2 separate regions of the Homo sapiens genome follow, and region 2 is linked to region 1. The links are chromatin loops, found by intact Hi-C in ENCODE. Cell type or tissue: PC-3. All regions are shown on one strand.

Region 1 (8,000 bases):
CTTCTCCAGAATCTTATTTAATTTGTTTGGGGATGAGGCTAGGGCATTGGTTTGGATGGATGGATGGATCAATGAATGAAAACATAATATATTAAGGAAGACATCTTAGGTAAGCAAATATAAAGTCAGGAGAAGTAGACTAAACAAGATATCATAGACTTTCACAAAATACATGTCATAAAGCCTCGTGAACGTGTGAATCTGGACCAAATTTGGGCTTTGAGCTCTTTAGCAACTAAAACAAAGGGAAACATGATAGATGCATAGTCACTCTGGTGTCCATTAGATTAAAAACAAATGGATTATTTATGAGCATTAGCTTTTTTCTAGGACCAAGGCTAACACAAAAGAAATAAAGTAAACACCTGATAATGATGTGTGGAGCATTTTAAAACACATGTAGAGAAAAATGTAATAATACTTTTCCCAGTGGAAGTTGATGGCACAGGCTAGAAGACCTTGGCAGTGAATTAAGCGCTGCATGGGATGAGTCTCTAGAACCTTGGAGGATTGGGCTCTGTTATGTGTCTTCTGTGTAGGTTATTCTCCATAATGCAATGCCACCTCATTGCCTCCAAAGCCCTGCATGATCTGAACCCTGCTTGTCCTTGGTCATTTGACCACGTCATCTATCACTAAGCCCTTGTCAAATTTACTTTAACCATACTCAATGTTCTTTGAGCATACCAAGCTCATTTCTACCTCATGGCCTTTGCATTTTCTAGTTCCTCTGACTGAGATACTATTTGTCCAGATTATTGCATGGCCAGCTCTTCATCATTTAGGACTTGGTTAAATGTCACCTTGTCAAGGAGGCCTTCCTTCTCCACCTCCTTGTCTACTGCAATTTCCCTCCCCTATGCTGATTATATTCCAGCATATTACTCTGCTTGGTTTTCTGCAAAGCGCTTTTTATAAACTGCAAGTATCTTAGTCATTTGTTTACTTAATTATGATCTCCTCTTTATAAATCCACTTGCTTGCTGCTGTATTCCTCGTACCTAAAACAGTGCTTAACGCTACAACTGCTCAATAAATATGAGTTGGATGAGTGAACCAATCTTTTCATAAATACTTAACCTACGCATTTCTGCGGTGGTTTTGACTAAGCACAGAGCCAAGCCCTTTTATAATCAACTGGATTAGAAATAATGCTAGCATCTTTTCATTAAAAGGAAAGACACAGACCAGGTACCTGGCCAAACTAAAGGCTACCTCTCATCTTGTGGACAGTTTGAAGACCATGTTTTTTTCATAAGGCTCAATTATCCCCTTCCTTGTTTTAAATTAACAAACAGTGTCCTCAGTGTGTTTGTCTTCAATTGCTCTAGTGTTGGATATTTTCCCTTTTTGTTTTGTAATCAATTGTTTGTGTTTAAACTCTAGGTCTTAAGCAAGCCCACATGAAGCTGCAGTTTTTACTGTGGCTATGGGAAAGTTTTATGATGTCTCTCAGCCTTGATTTCCACATTTGTCAAATTGAGTCACAGTAATAGTAGCTGCTGTAAGGTTGTTTTGAGGATGAAAATAAATAATCCCCAAAAAACACTCAGCATAATACTTGGCAGAGCGAACACGTTCAATAGAAGCTATTAATAACGGTGATATTAATAATACAATTATAATATTGGTTTATTAATTATTATCCTTATTATTTTCTCCCTGACCTCTCCTCTAACTGTTTTCAGAATGACATCATTATGAACCTATTTTATTCGTTTCCTAAGTATACATGCCAATCTGATGAATTAAGCAAAAATGTACCCAAACACTCAGTAAACACCTTAGATACTCTTTGTGTACTAAAACAGGCCATTCTCCTAACGGCATGACCTCTTTTTCTCTTTTCTGTGGCTTTCCCAACTTGCCATGGATGCAGAGGAGAAGGCCAAGAAGGAAGCAGAGGAAAAGGCTCGCCTGGCCGCAGAGGAGCAGCAAAAGGAAATGGAAGCCAAAAGCCAGGCTGAAGAAGGCGCATCTGGCAAAGCTGAGAAAAAGACGTCTGGAGAAACTAAGAATCAAGTCAATGGAACACGGGCAAACAAAAGTGACAACCCTCGTGGGAAAAACTCCAAAGCCGAGAAGTCATCAGGAGAACAGCAACAGAATGGTGAGTAGACTTACACTGGTGAAGGGCTCTTTTCGCGGCATTAATGACATAATGAATGGAAACTGGTGAACAACCCTACTGATGGGGTCAGCTCACAGGGCAAGGCTTCCCTGCTCATCCAGTTCCTTCTGATCCCACCTCATTGGGCTGCAGGATTCCAGCAGAAGCAGCTACCAGCTCACCTGTGCCATCCTCTTCAGGGAGATTGATACCTTTCTGGCCATTTCCAGCTGCCCTGGAGACTCTAGCCAGTGCCTGCCTGCCTGCCAGCTGGGGGAAAATTACCATGATCAACCCCAGCACATTCCTGAGTGTAAAGTGGGTAAATGGAAAGTCATTTTCCCATATATACCATCGCTCTATGAGGGCCAGACCTCAGGTTTGCCTGAGCCTTTTCCTGTAATAGATATCTGTATATCTGTGTGTGTACAAGTGTGTACTTTAGGGGGACCAGCTGTTTCAGTTTACCTGGGACTGGGAGACACAGAGCTTTCTGTTTTAAAAACAGAAGAGCTCCAGGCAAACTGGGGTAAGCTGGTCACCATAGTGTGCATATAGTTATTGATTTCTTATATTTAATGCAACAAATATCGATTAACAACTACGTGCCAAGCACCATGCTTAGCACTAGGGATTTAGAAATGGAAAGGCCACAAGAAGCCCAAAATATCAAAGGTGATAGAGACATCCTCCAAATATTTCTAGTGAAATGTGCAAGTGAAAGTAGTGACATGGCAGATAAAATGCCCGAGGAACATGTGCAGAGAAAAACACATTAGCTTTTTGGGGACTGGGGATTATAAAATGGGGTAAATGTCAGAGTAGGCTTCAAGAGGGGGTTTTGAATGCTGAAGCTGGCTGGTCAGATGGGCTAAAGATACTTCTGAGTGGAGAGAACAAGATGAGCAAGTACACAGGGCTTTGATTTGGTTTCCTTGTTTAGGGGCAGGCAGGAAGTTCTGAGTCTCCAGAGCTTGCAATTGACAGGTTGTGGCTGAATAGCAAGGTAATTTAGCAGTCAACAGACCTAGATTCAAGTCAAGCTGTGCTTCTCCCTTTTCAGTGTCCTTGGCCAGGCTACTTAACCTTCTACTGTTTCTACACAATGTATATAGTAATACCTATTCACAGCACAGGCCTCATGGAACCTTCAGTAATACTCATGATAGTAAAAACAGTGAAGAGAATAACAACAAATAGCATGTATTGACTGCACACTAGATGCTGTTTTAAGTTCTCTTTGTACATATTCATTCTCTTGCCTGCCTGGTGCGACCAGGTAATCTACTCAGAACCGTGTTCTAGCTATTATGCCACAGGGCCGTGGTCAATGATTTCTACATGTAGAAAGTGCTTAGCACGATGTTCTCCAATTATTTTTATAATTAACCATTTATAACATGTAATCAGAGAACAATATTTTAACACATGTAATAATAATGATAGCTTATATCATATTCCAGGAACCTTGCAAAAATTACTTCAGTTAATCCTGGTGACCACCCTAGGAGGCACAGAAGGCCATTGTCCCGACTCGTCCTGCCCCCTTCTGGAGATTGCTCTTAATTCATTTGCTTTGTATTCAAGTGCATTATAGTCTGGAAAAAAAAGTTATAAAGAATTTAATAAGAATTTTTCATGTACCCAAACTACCATTTGATCCAGCAATCCCACTCCTGGGTATCTACCCAGAGGAAAAGAAGTCATATGAAAAAGATACTTGCACATACATGTTTATAGCAGCACAATTCACTATTGCAAAAATATGCAACCAGCCCAAATGCCCATCAATCCATGAATGGATAAAGAAATTGTGATATATGTGTGTGTGTGTGTGTGTGTACATATATATGCACGCGTGCGTGTGTGTACATATATATGTATACACACACACACACACACACGATGGAATACTATTCAGCCATAAAAAGGAATGAAATAATGGCATTTGCAGCAACCTGGATGGAATTGGAGACCATTATTCTAAGTGAATTAACTCAGGAATGGAAAACCAAACATTGTATATTCTCACACATAAGTGGGAACTAAGCTATGAGGATGCAAAAATATAAGAATGATACAGTGGACTTTGGGGACTCAGGGGAAAGGGTGGGAGGGGTGTGAGGGATAAAAGACTACAAATTGGGTTCAGCGTATACCGCTCAGGTGATGGCTATACCAAAATCTCACAAATCACCACTAAATAACTTACTTATATAACCAAACACCATCTTTTCCCCAAAAACCTATGGAAATAAAAATTAAAAAAAATAAAAACATATGTTCATACAAAAATTTTTTAAAACAAAAATTTATTATGTACCTGTTACTGTTTTAGAGGGCAGTACAGGCCCCTCCTTGCTACCCCTTCTGAGGACTGAACCAACTGAGAGATAGGTAACAAAATCAGAAAGTCAATGATCAAGACATCAGCTCCACTAAAACTGGAACTTGGGAAACACAGAGTTGGTCTGCTGAATACATGGGCTTCTTTACATTTTGCTCTGAAATGAATTTACACAACCAGACACTGTATAGCCAGGCACAGGACTTTTCCCCCACCCCAGCACCCTGGCAGGCTGCTTCTAGAGTGACAGAAAAGGTGTGTGTCTTACAGAAAACATATCTCAAAGCAGTCTGGGATGTGGGTGGCTGGGCCGGGCTGTGCATGCTCAACCCTACCTCCCAGATAAATAATCACTCCTCTCAAAAGAGGAACATGTAAGGGGTGGTGAGAAAGGCAAGGTGTGTTTCTTCCCTCTGCTTTTTCTTTTAACAGAGTGGGTTAGAAATGTCTTGCCCTTAGTAAAAGCAATAACAATAATACCACCATTTTATTGAATGCTTAACATGTATCAGACATTGTACTTGAGATTCTATCTACATTAAATCATGTAAAAGTTCTAACAATTCTATGAGGTAGAAAAACTCATTCCCATGTTGTGGGTGGGAATACTGAGTCTCAGAGAAGTGAAATCACTTGTGTAAAGTCAAGCAACCATTAAGTAGAGATCTCAGGTTAAACTCTGATCTGTGTGAGTCTCAATGCTCTGTTAGGTAAACAGCTTGTCCCTGTGGTTTGGTGCCTTCAGGGAGAGGGGCCATCAGAGAAATATGGAAACTTAACTGCTGTTTATAAGAGGCTTACAATATACTTATTCCAGGGATTGGCATGCTTTTTCTATAAGGGACAAGATAGTAAATATTTTAGGCTTTGCAGAACATAAGGTCTCTATTGCAACTACTCAACATTGCCATTTTAAAGCAGCCACAGATAATATACAAACAAATGAGTTATCCTGTTTTCCAATAAAACTTTATTTATAGAAATTAAAATTTGAATTCTACATAATATCATATGTCATAAAATATTTGTCTTCTTTTAACCATTTAAAAATGTAAAAGCCATTCTTAGTTTGTGGGTCATGAAAAACCAGGCAGTAGGGCCAGGTTTGACCCATGGGCCATAGTTTGCCAACCCCAGGTCTAGTCAGTGGGAGAAACCAATAAATGCAAATAAGCTAGTCACAAAGAAGGATATGAATTCTACCATAGGGAAACAAAGACCCAGAGAGGGCAGATGTGGAAATAATAATTCATTTTGAAGTTGGTTAAGGGGAAAGCCTGAAAGAAACAAAACAGGAACCTGAGTCTTCAACAAGGCTGGCTTGATTTCACAACTGTGCTTATTTCCTGAAATAAGCAACAGTCTACCATTTCCCTTAAAAAGTAAGCAGTAAATGAGAGGTGGGAAAAGAAAGCAGTTTAGAGCAATAATAAGAAAGCCTAATGGTGGTTCGGGACTATATTACAGCAGCCTAATTAAAATGATTTATAACTGCACAGAAAGTCTCTTTCACTTCCCCTTGTTTATTGAGTAACAGCTCACGTCAGCCATTACTCCAGATACAACCCATGGGAAATTACTTAATGGATTTTGCTCAGGCAACATCATCAAACAAGCATGTGTCACTGTCCCAGCCCCCTTCTTTGTGGAGTGCCCAGGATATCTTCCAAGTTAGAGCTGAAGGTTGTTGGTGAAGGAGGGGTTTTCAAGGTTTGGGCACCCACTGGCAGTGACAGGATCTTCTAATCTTTGCCCTCTGTTGAGATGACTTCCTCCCACAGCCTCCCCATCCCTGGCTGAGAACAGGAACCATCATGGGCTGCTGGTTAGCAACCAGCAAAGGGAACCATCTCCACGACTTCCAGAAGACATCCTGGTGTTGCTGTAGCTGTGGGTAAAGCTCCAGTTCAGAGCAACCTAGAGGGCTTAAAAAGCATGCATTAAGAGTGTGGGGGCTCATTGAGGGAAGAATGAACTAGAAGGAACTAGTTTGACTACAGTGCTCAAGATCCTTGAGTCCATCTCTGGCTTCATTAAAATAGGGAAAAGCCAGTATTTGGACTGTTTTGTGGGACCTCTGAAGGATTTCTTCTCTTTTGGTGGTGGAAGAGGTGATGACCATGTCCTGCACTTAAAATCCTCCTGTTTGGACCCTGGCCAGAGTAGACTCCCCTGCTCCTCAATTCTTCCACCTAGTGTGTATTAGTCTGTTTTCACACTGCTGATAAAGACATACCCAAGACTGGGTCATTTATAAAGGAAAAGAAGCTTAATGGACTCACAGTTCCACGTGGCTGGGGAGGCTTCACAATCATGGTGGAAGGTGAAAGGCACATCTTACATGGTGGTGGCAAGAAAGAATGAGAACCAAGCAAAAGCGGTTTTTCCTTATGAAGCCACCAGACCTCGTGAGACTTATTCATTACCACAAGAACAGTATGGGGGAAACTGCCCCCATGATTCAATTCTCTTCCACTGGGTTCCTCCCACAACACATGGGAATTATGGGAGGTAAAATTAAAGATGAGATTTTGGTGGGGACACAGCCAAACCATATCACGGTCCATCCCATTTCAGAATTAAGAATGAGAGGGAACCTGAAGAGTTTATTGACTTCTAGCTTAGCTTAGTATTTGTCAAATTCCATTGCAAGTATGTGGTTTGTAGAATATATTACAGCCCCCAATAGTCCTGAATCATGCTTAGATAATCAGTTCTTTATAAATTCATAGGCCAAAGGCATTTAGAAATGGAAATAGTAAACAGAAGTCTGAAATCTAAAACTTGAACTTCATAGAGAAGTTGCAAATACTATAGTTGAGGGCTTGGCAGTTATGCCAAGAGGGAGATCCAGGTGCATGGTTGTGGCAGATGTGAGTTCAGGGTGGGGTATGAAATGTATGTGTGGGCAGTCCATACCCCTTAACATAGATGGAATGGCCTGTGTTTGTCTAACTGGCTGCAGGAACCTCAAGAAAAAAACTTAAATTTGGAAAACATCCTCAATCATTTGGTGAGTGGGATATTCAGCAAATTTTACAAATTGGACATTTAGTGAATGAATCTTTGATGAAGTTGTCTACTTTCAATAATAGTAGCCCCTTCATAATGGGGCTATTAGAAGATTTAATAAAATGATGCATGCAAAGCATTTAGCATACTGCCTGGCACAAATAAAGTAAACAAGAGTAAATCCTGTCCCTCATACACATTCCCTGGAGGCCCAGCTCACTCCAATTATTATTGGGATCTTTTGGCTTCAATAAGTACCAGTATTTGAGTGAGAATGTGTTCTTGGTTTTATGCAGGCTAAAAAGAAAGCTTCCATTAGTAAGACTGGTAAGAAAATATCCAACACTTGAAAATAAGGCTGGGTGAAGAGGCCCCTGACCTTTTCATGTAATACTGGCATATTGTTGAACACACATGCCCAGGGATTATTAAATTATTTTAGATAGGGATGCAGCACTGTTATACTGTAAAGAACCAGAGAGAAAATATTTCTGGCTTTGCCTGTCTCTTTGCAACTATTCAGCTCAGCTG
Region 2 (8,000 bases), 71 kb after region 1:
AGGTAGGAAGAACTCATCAGGTGATTACAATCATAGTGGGCAAAAATTTGAAATGATAGAACACTGCTCTAGCATAGTCGGTTTCAAAATCCAGGTAATAATTTTTGAGAACCCACCAGGTTCCTGGCACTTTAATATATGCTAATATATTTTTTAACTCTTATAATGAACCTGTGTGGGAAGACTTACTGTCCTTATTGTTGATTAGCCAATGGGTTAAATTTTTCAGAAAGTTTGCAGAACTAGTGAGGAAAGGTAGAAAGGAGGTTCAATTGAGGTCCTTTGATTGCACTGCTATATATTTTTTCCATGCATTGTGTTGTTCACACAGACTTTTCTGGTGTGCCCCTTTGTTGAGCCTGCTCCCTGGCATCACAAGTTTTTCATATTCAACCATGCTCCTGTCATCCAACATAGAATTCAGGACCAGCAGCAATGGCATGATTCTTCTCAACACTCAGGATTGTGAGTTTCCCTCTCCCTCTTAGGCCAGGATTGATTGTGTCCTCTACTGAACCCATGTCATGAAGCATTTCTAGAAGAAGACCTACCTACCTTTCTAGGAGAAGAGCTGACATTACCACCCACACATTTGGACCTCTGGCCTCCATGCACCATTGCTCATTGAATGCATCTTCCCCACCTCTCATCAGTTAATCCAAATGGTTGGCTCTTTCTCCAACTTGTGGCTTTTTTTCCCTGTCCTCTCAATTAGGACATGTCGACAGCATAGTCCATGTGGGAAAAAAAAATTCCCTAATTTTTGTGTTTCCTACTTCTGTGGATATCTGACTCTACACCATTCTCATTCTTCCCTGAAGTCTCAGAGGAAGCTGTGTTCTCATGTTTAAAACTGGTTTCCCCCACTGAACCATATCCGGTTTCTACTGCTGAAATATACTTATATTTGATTTTTATAGAAAGTCAGCAATGGAATCCAACTATTTTGGATAGATATCCAAACTGCCAGAGCACAGTGATATTTCCACAGGCCCATTCCCCTTGAACTTTCTGAATCTATGCATTTGTCCTTGTCACTCTCTCAGTCCTGTACCTGCACTCCTAATGACTTGCTGGACTTCTTCATCTGAGTGTCTTGGAGTGCTGTAAGTGTCACTCCCATATTCTCCTGCAGCTCTTGTACAGTCTTCTCCCTGACGTCTATATTTCTGTTATTGCTACTATCATTTTCCTAGTGACTCATTCTCAAAGTCTTTATCTTTTACATTCCTCCAAATCCATCTTCACATTTGTCACTGATTCTTCTCTGGGATTCTGCTTCTACCTCTGGGTTCCTTCCTTAGGAATTACAGCCCTCCATTGCAAGAGAGATATCCCCTCTCATGTCAGACTCCCCCTGGAGCCAGAAAACCCACCTCCAGTGACCAGTGGCAGAGGCTTTATCAAGAGAAACATGAAGAACAAGTTTGCCAACATGTGCATTCTCCACTGTTGGAGAAGTTTGTCCACTCCTGTCTTACCCAGAGGGCTTCTCTCAGTCACTGAGAAGACTCAGTACCTGTCAACGAGAAGCGAACATTTTACAGAGAGATCTGGGTACTCCTGACACCTTGCTCAAAGGTCTCTCTTTTCCCCTACTCGCCCACCATACTCAGCATAAAGAGATCAAATGAGTGCAAAGCATTTGAATTCAAATATTCTAAGCCAAAAAGACATAAATATCACCAGACAATTCTGTTCAATAAATAAATACATGGGGAATATACTAACTTTCAAAGGACAAAGTTTCTCATGAAGTGACATCTATTACTTATTACTATTTTGCACCACCTACCTTCACATGGAGCTGCTTGTTGACTGAGCCAGGTCTATTCTCATTTTTGTTCACATGGCTTCATTTTCATTAAATGTCTTTTACTTGCCTTTTGCCTTTGGAAATCTTAGTTGTTCTCCTAGGCCCCACATAAACTTTCAACTTCTCTGGGACTTGGTCCCTGATCTCTCCAAGTAAAAGTGGCCTTTTGCTGGGATTACTCCTCATCATGCTCATTTTACTTATTTGAGACACTTAAATCATTCTCCCACAAATTACATAGATCCTGGTGCTTTCCTACTATATTATCATTTCCTGGAGAGCAGGGACCATCCCATTTCTTTTTCATACTATATCCTCCGTAGTGATCAACATAGTGCTTTATGTAAAACAGATCCTTGAAAATGTAATGAGAGGATGTGGTACCAAATGGAAACAAGATAGGGATGGGAAATGTATAAATTCAGGGAAAATATTACCACTCTTCATCTCCCACTTCCAGCAGACAATCACTAACTTTTCTCACCAGGCTTAGAAATAGTCTCAGAAACCTTCTCGACACAGAGCGCCAGGCAATTGGTTCCAACCCACTGGAGTTTTCATTCTGTTAAAATCAATTAGCATCCATAGATGAAGAGAGAGCATAGTTTTGCCTTTATCTTAATGCTCTGTTGTGCTGGTTAAACATCTCTTTATGTGCCAAAATCTCACTTCATCCAGATAAATAAATTTATGTTTAAAGATTGAAATGTCGTATCTTTCAAAAAAAAAAGCTACTTTGCTCTTCACATATCTCTGCTATATTTTTAAGATTCAAAATCCCTGGTGAAGAGAGGAACACAGCTCCAGCCCTTAGAGCCTTACCTTTAAAAGTAGGCAATTTGTCTGAACCTTTCTTTTCCTCAAACATCCTACCACTGAAAGTACTGCAGTTTCCCGAATTTTGGAAACAAATATCAGAGTGTGATCTCACCACTTACTAAACTAGGCTAAAATGCCTTGGGAGATGTTGTGTTAGATAGCACAGTTGTGTTTTCTATGAACTGCCTCCCATCTTAAAAGAATTTGAATGTTAATAAGCCACATACAATGGTGTCACTGAAAGGGCATATCATGCCTTGATCATTTCTAGAAATGAGATTGAAGCCATGATGATTAAGTGGCTCAAAGGTTTCCATAGGCACGCAAAAAATTATACTGGTTTATTTAATTTGATGTACTCAAGCAACAGATCGCACCTGATACGCTCACAGTCACTTCTTAGGCTGCACTGCCACCTGGTGTCCTGTAGAGGCATGAGTTTCAGGGAATCCTTCAAGGTAGTTTTTAGCTGGATGAATGTAGTCTTAGATTTCAAAAGTGCAAGCAGGTTGTGAAGTATACCATTTTCATTCACTACATTTCTGTATAGGTTTGTTTCTTCATCAAACACAGGGATTAGCTTCTTGAAAACTCATATTGTTTAGGTGTATGTGTGTGTGTGTGTGTGTTTGTCTACATAAAGAAACCTTAATCTGTGAAGAAAATAGAGCTCAGGGAAATAGTGTGAGAGGAACTGTAGGAATCATAGTAAATATAATAAAGACAGAACTCTAAATAAATGACAATATCCATGATATTTTACATATGGAAATAATAATGACTACAGCACCATTAATGTATATTTATTAATCTTAGTATGCTAATGCTGACCCAACTTCCATTTCTAAGGCTGTTCCCCCGCCTGTCTCTTCTAGAGAAGCTGTAAACACTAAACACTCAACTTCCCAGTTGTCCTACATCTGGGGGCAGCCTCTTCCAGTTCTCCTTTTCCTGCCTGGAGTGCCCACTTGAGCCTGGAGATATAGCAGCCCATGAGTTCATGACAATCATGGAAATGAAATCTGACATGCTCTATGTGGCAGAGCAGAAAGACTGAATTTGCCTGGGCTCCAATTAAATTACTGAACTGCTACACCAGCCCTGGCTGACTTCTTGGGAGTTACTACTGTATGAGAAAAATAAACCCCTATTATTTCTTTAAGTTGCTGTTAAGTTAGTATTTCTGTTGTTACTCCAGAAGCCAGTTTCTAATTAAGTAGAAAACCCTGCTTCCCTGAAATTTGAGTGAAATGCTTACACATTAGTTTTATTTTACTTTTTTGCAGAACAGAATTGGTGTGTGTGTGTGTGTGTGCGCACACACACACACACACTGCATCCTCCAGCGAACTTCTCAATGCTGATGTGGTTTTATGACTTCAGTCATTGACAGCATGGTTCTAGCGTCCTCTGAAGTGGAAACTGTCATTTTTTCTTATACTCCTATTGACTCTCCTGTCTTACTTGTGGCAGGGCTGCAGCCTCAGGCATCTGAAGGACAGATAAGCACATTCCAAGGAGGGGGAAGAGCGGGAGCAAAGAGCATACACTTTTGATCCGAAGAAGGCCCGTGTTATGGTTGCAGAGTGAACAACTAGGAGGCTGGCATAAGATGAGACTCTCAGGATAAGCAAGGGCTACATCATGTTATGGATTAGACTTGATATTAAATGTAATGAAAATAGTTTTTACAAAGACTTAGCAGGATCCCAGCAGGATAAAAGTCATATTTCACAAAGATTGCTGTGGCTGCCAAATGGAGATGGATTGGTAGAGGGTAGGAGAAAAAATTAAGAAGTCAATAACAACAACAACAAAAAAACTATAGAGATAGGGAGGAATTGAGGCCAGACTAGGGGGTGGCATTGGAAATAGAGAGATAGTAGATTTGTTATGAACTTGGGAAGTAGAATCAACAGAATTTGGATAGAGAGTTGAAGAGAGTTTGGGCACCAGTGAGGGCGAATGTAGGCACTGATTACTGAGAGATCATTGGAGTAGGGTGGGGAAGGTGAAGAGGGACCACACTGGGGACAGAATAGAAAACAGTTTTGCATTTGCAGAGTTTATAAGACACACAGTGAGCAGTTTGATTGGCTGGCCAGGTGCTCAGAAGAAGGTTCAAAATAGAACTAGAAACTTCAAAAGGACCACACTACACAATTTCCAAATGTTCCTGGTCCACCTGTCCTCCCCCTCAACTATATTTATCATGACTTTTGGTGGCCTAGGTGGGTTCCGTGAATTAATCTTTGAGAATGTGGAACGCAAAGATCTTAGGGGAGAATGTAACACCAGTGTGGTGTTTCAGTGAAGGAAGATTGGCAAGTGCTGCTTTAGAAAATAATTTTAGAGATAGGGTCTCCTTGTGCTGCCCAGGGTGGCCTCGAACACACCTGGGTTCAAGGGATCCTCCCGCCTCAGCCTCCCAAGTTGCTGGGACTTCAGGTGTGCACCACCACAGCTGGCTTGTGCTGCTTGAATTCGGTTAAAATGTAGTCCCAAGGCTCTAATTCATAAGAAACTTGTAGTTATTAAAAGAAACAGAAACTGCATAGTCTAGGCAGCCATCAGCAAATGGCTTTAGGAAAGTGTTGGCTTCTGAGTTTATGTTACAAACTGGTTAGTGCCGGAAGAGCACAGGACTCAGGGTCTTCATGAGCAAGTGGAAGTCCGATGGGACGTTTGTTCTTTATTGTTTTCTTACTGGAATGTGCAGGATGCGTGTACTCATTGTCCACAAATGTGTACCAGTCTCATTCTCTTTCTTCATGCCTTTATTCCTGATCTAGAATACCACTGATTCATTCCTTTGTTCAATAATATTGGTCAAATTCCTTTCCTGTTTCAGGTGCTAAGAATGCAGCAGTGACTAAAACACAGTCTTAGGTCTCCGGAGCTCTCATCCAGTGGGCAGATAGTTTTAGGAGCAAATAGCTAGCAAACAATGTGATGAGGGCTATGCCTGAGCTGTGAAAACAGAAGTTGTTAACTCTGGGGAGGCTGCAGGAAGAGAATTGGGGCACATGGGACCTGGTCCCTGCCTCCCTCCCCAGTATCTTCTGCAGCCACAGCCATTTTCCACCCCTTATGCCTTTCATGCCAGTCATACCAAAGCTTGTCTTCATCCCTAGGTAAGCTCATTTCTTCCTGATCCCTATGATGAGCCACATTCTGGGAGAATATGTCTGTAACTGCCTAAAAGGAAGACAAAACTTTCTTGCTACAGGCAGGTAAAATATAGGCTGGAATAAAACCCAGTCACCAGAACCTTGTTAGAAGTCTAAAGAAGATGAAAATGGGTAAAAATAACTGAAAATACATGTGAAAATTAAAGTGAAAAATAAGATACAAAGCAGTTAAAACATAGTAGAATGAAATTTAGAGAAAAGTGAAATAATGTAACAATTTGAGAGATTATATTAGTTAAGGAAAGGAATGAGAAAATTGATAATACTGCACATAATTGAGTGGATAAATTTATTTTAGAATAGGAACAGTTAAAGATTAAAAATATGAAGTTAAAATATGGTAAAGGATTGAAGCTGGATAAGGTAAGGTATATATTATGAAACTTTAGAAAGATGTAAAATTCAGCTAAAACCAGTTAATCTAGTTACCATCACCTTATGTAGACTTTCCAAATTTCTCATAAGTAATAATACTCAGGAAAGATAAAATATAAAGAAAAATAGAAATAAAAAAGGTGAAAAGTCACAGCACCACAAAGCTGAGACTAAAAGATCAAAACAACATTATATTATAAATATCGTTAAACAAATTAGTAAACATAAAATGTACAATATGCAATTCTATTTTTTTTTTTTTTGAGACAGGGTCTTTGTCTGTTGGCCAGGCTGGAGTGCAGTGGCATGATCACTGCAGCCTCAAACTCCTAGACTCAAGAGATCCTCCCACTTCAGCCTCCTGAGTAGCTGGGACTACAGGCATGTACCATCACTCCTGGCTAATTTTTCAGTTTTTTGTAGAGACAGGGTCTTGCTACGTTTCCCAGGCTGGTCTCAAACTCCTGACTTAAAATGATCCTTCTTCCTCAGCCTCCCAAAGTGCTGAGATTACAGATGTAAGCCACCGTGCCTGGCCTGAAAATGCAATCCTTGATGAGATAGTGAGGCATTTTTCCTCAATTAGTACATGAATCCATTGCCATATATTATTTATTGCTAGAATGATATGATGTTTCATTTTTAGCATTGAGAAAACTAGTTCACATAAATAAGGATATGGAAATAGAAGAAGTTTTATTATAGTAATGTTCCTTAAATCTTTGAACTCTCTTTGGGTAATGTGTCAAAAATAAGCACATGGTAATCTAGCATTCTGACAGCTTAAATAGATCTTATTTCAATTTTGTTATAAGTGAAGAATTGGAAACTACTTGAGTTGGAGAAGGATTTATAACCCAGGCATTTGAATCATGCACTTTCTCAATTTTTTAAAGTGCACTAAAAGTCTTACTTAGACTCATCAAATGATTATAAATTAGATATCTATATGTGCCTGTCTGCATGTGTATACATAACATATGTATGTTAGTCATTCACTGCTTGGAAAAAAAGAAACATTAGTTATAACACACCTTTGCCAATATTGTTATTTTTCTTGTGTCATGTTGGAGGGTGGCATAGTGGGTGACTTTGTTTGCAGAATTCCCTAAATAGCAGCAAAGAGCCCATTGCCATCCAAAGGAATCCCATGAGGGCAGCTCAAAGAGAGTGGAAATGCCACATTCTAGCCCTTCAGAGCAAAAGGTGCAAGACATGGGGAGACAAGTGCTAGAGAGGCTTACACAGCCAGTATTTCATGGCATGCCTTCCTTTTGTAGAGTGGGAAAAGGTAAGATAGGAAATGACAGCCTGCATGAACGTGTAGGCCAGTTCTCAGGCAGATCGGTTTTGGGAAAGAGAGAGAAAGTAAAGTCAAAAATTAGGAAACTAAATTATTTAAAGTGTTCTACGTCAATGTGCCCTCTGAAAGTTCATGATCCACATGGTGGGCAAATCCCATTTGCAGACTGCTGTTTGAGACCACCATTTTGGGTGCCTAATTGGTTCTCCTTGGGTGAGGACACTAATTCTAGGGTTTTACATTTTTGTTTAGTTGGGGGAGAGGGCAACACTGACTGAGTGTTCACCAAACTGGTTCCCTTTCCTGCACTGAGAGTGTGCTTCTACGTGACCATAAGGAGGACCTCCACTCGTGCACTGGGCTTCTGAGCACACCTCCATTATTGAACTTATTCTGTAGCTCCATGGCTTGCTAGCTGTGTGACCTTGGACAAATGATCCAATCCTTCAAGTAACCACTTTCTTTGGATTAAGTGCATATCCTAGCAGCCGGAATG

What was found. A loop is a pair of places that touch in the nucleus more often than their neighbours do. Peaks named below come from ENCODE experiments on the same cell type or tissue, not always from the same donor. Only the 100,000 strongest peaks of a DNase experiment are listed, where the experiment ranks them.
Region 2: a loop joins it to region 1, with 5 times the contacts of the local background. A loop is called at or near these places in 1 of 110 quality-filtered maps.

Annotation. Positions count from the first base shown.
Region 1 is chr7:31,810,034-31,818,033 of GRCh38, reverse strand. PDE1C (phosphodiesterase 1C) reads left to right here. Exons shown (of 18, transcript NM_001191057.4): 15 at 1,880-2,110. Among named protein-coding and RNA genes, the nearest start is that of PPP1R17, 130 kb to the right of the region's middle. RefSeq lists an enhancer at 6,075-6,174. In PC-3, a CTCF peak has its summit at 3,637 (motif pointing left); DNase peaks (open chromatin) are centred at 1,033, 1,813, 2,073 and 3,633; H3K4me3 peaks cover 3,633 bases; H3K27ac peaks cover 3,753 bases.
Region 2 is chr7:31,739,526-31,747,525 of GRCh38, reverse strand. It overlaps a transcript of PDE1C not described here. Among named protein-coding and RNA genes, the nearest start is that of PPP1R17, 56 kb to the right of the region's middle. In PC-3, a CTCF peak has its summit at 3,040 (motif pointing left); a DNase peak (open chromatin) is centred at 3,045; H3K27ac peaks cover 238 bases.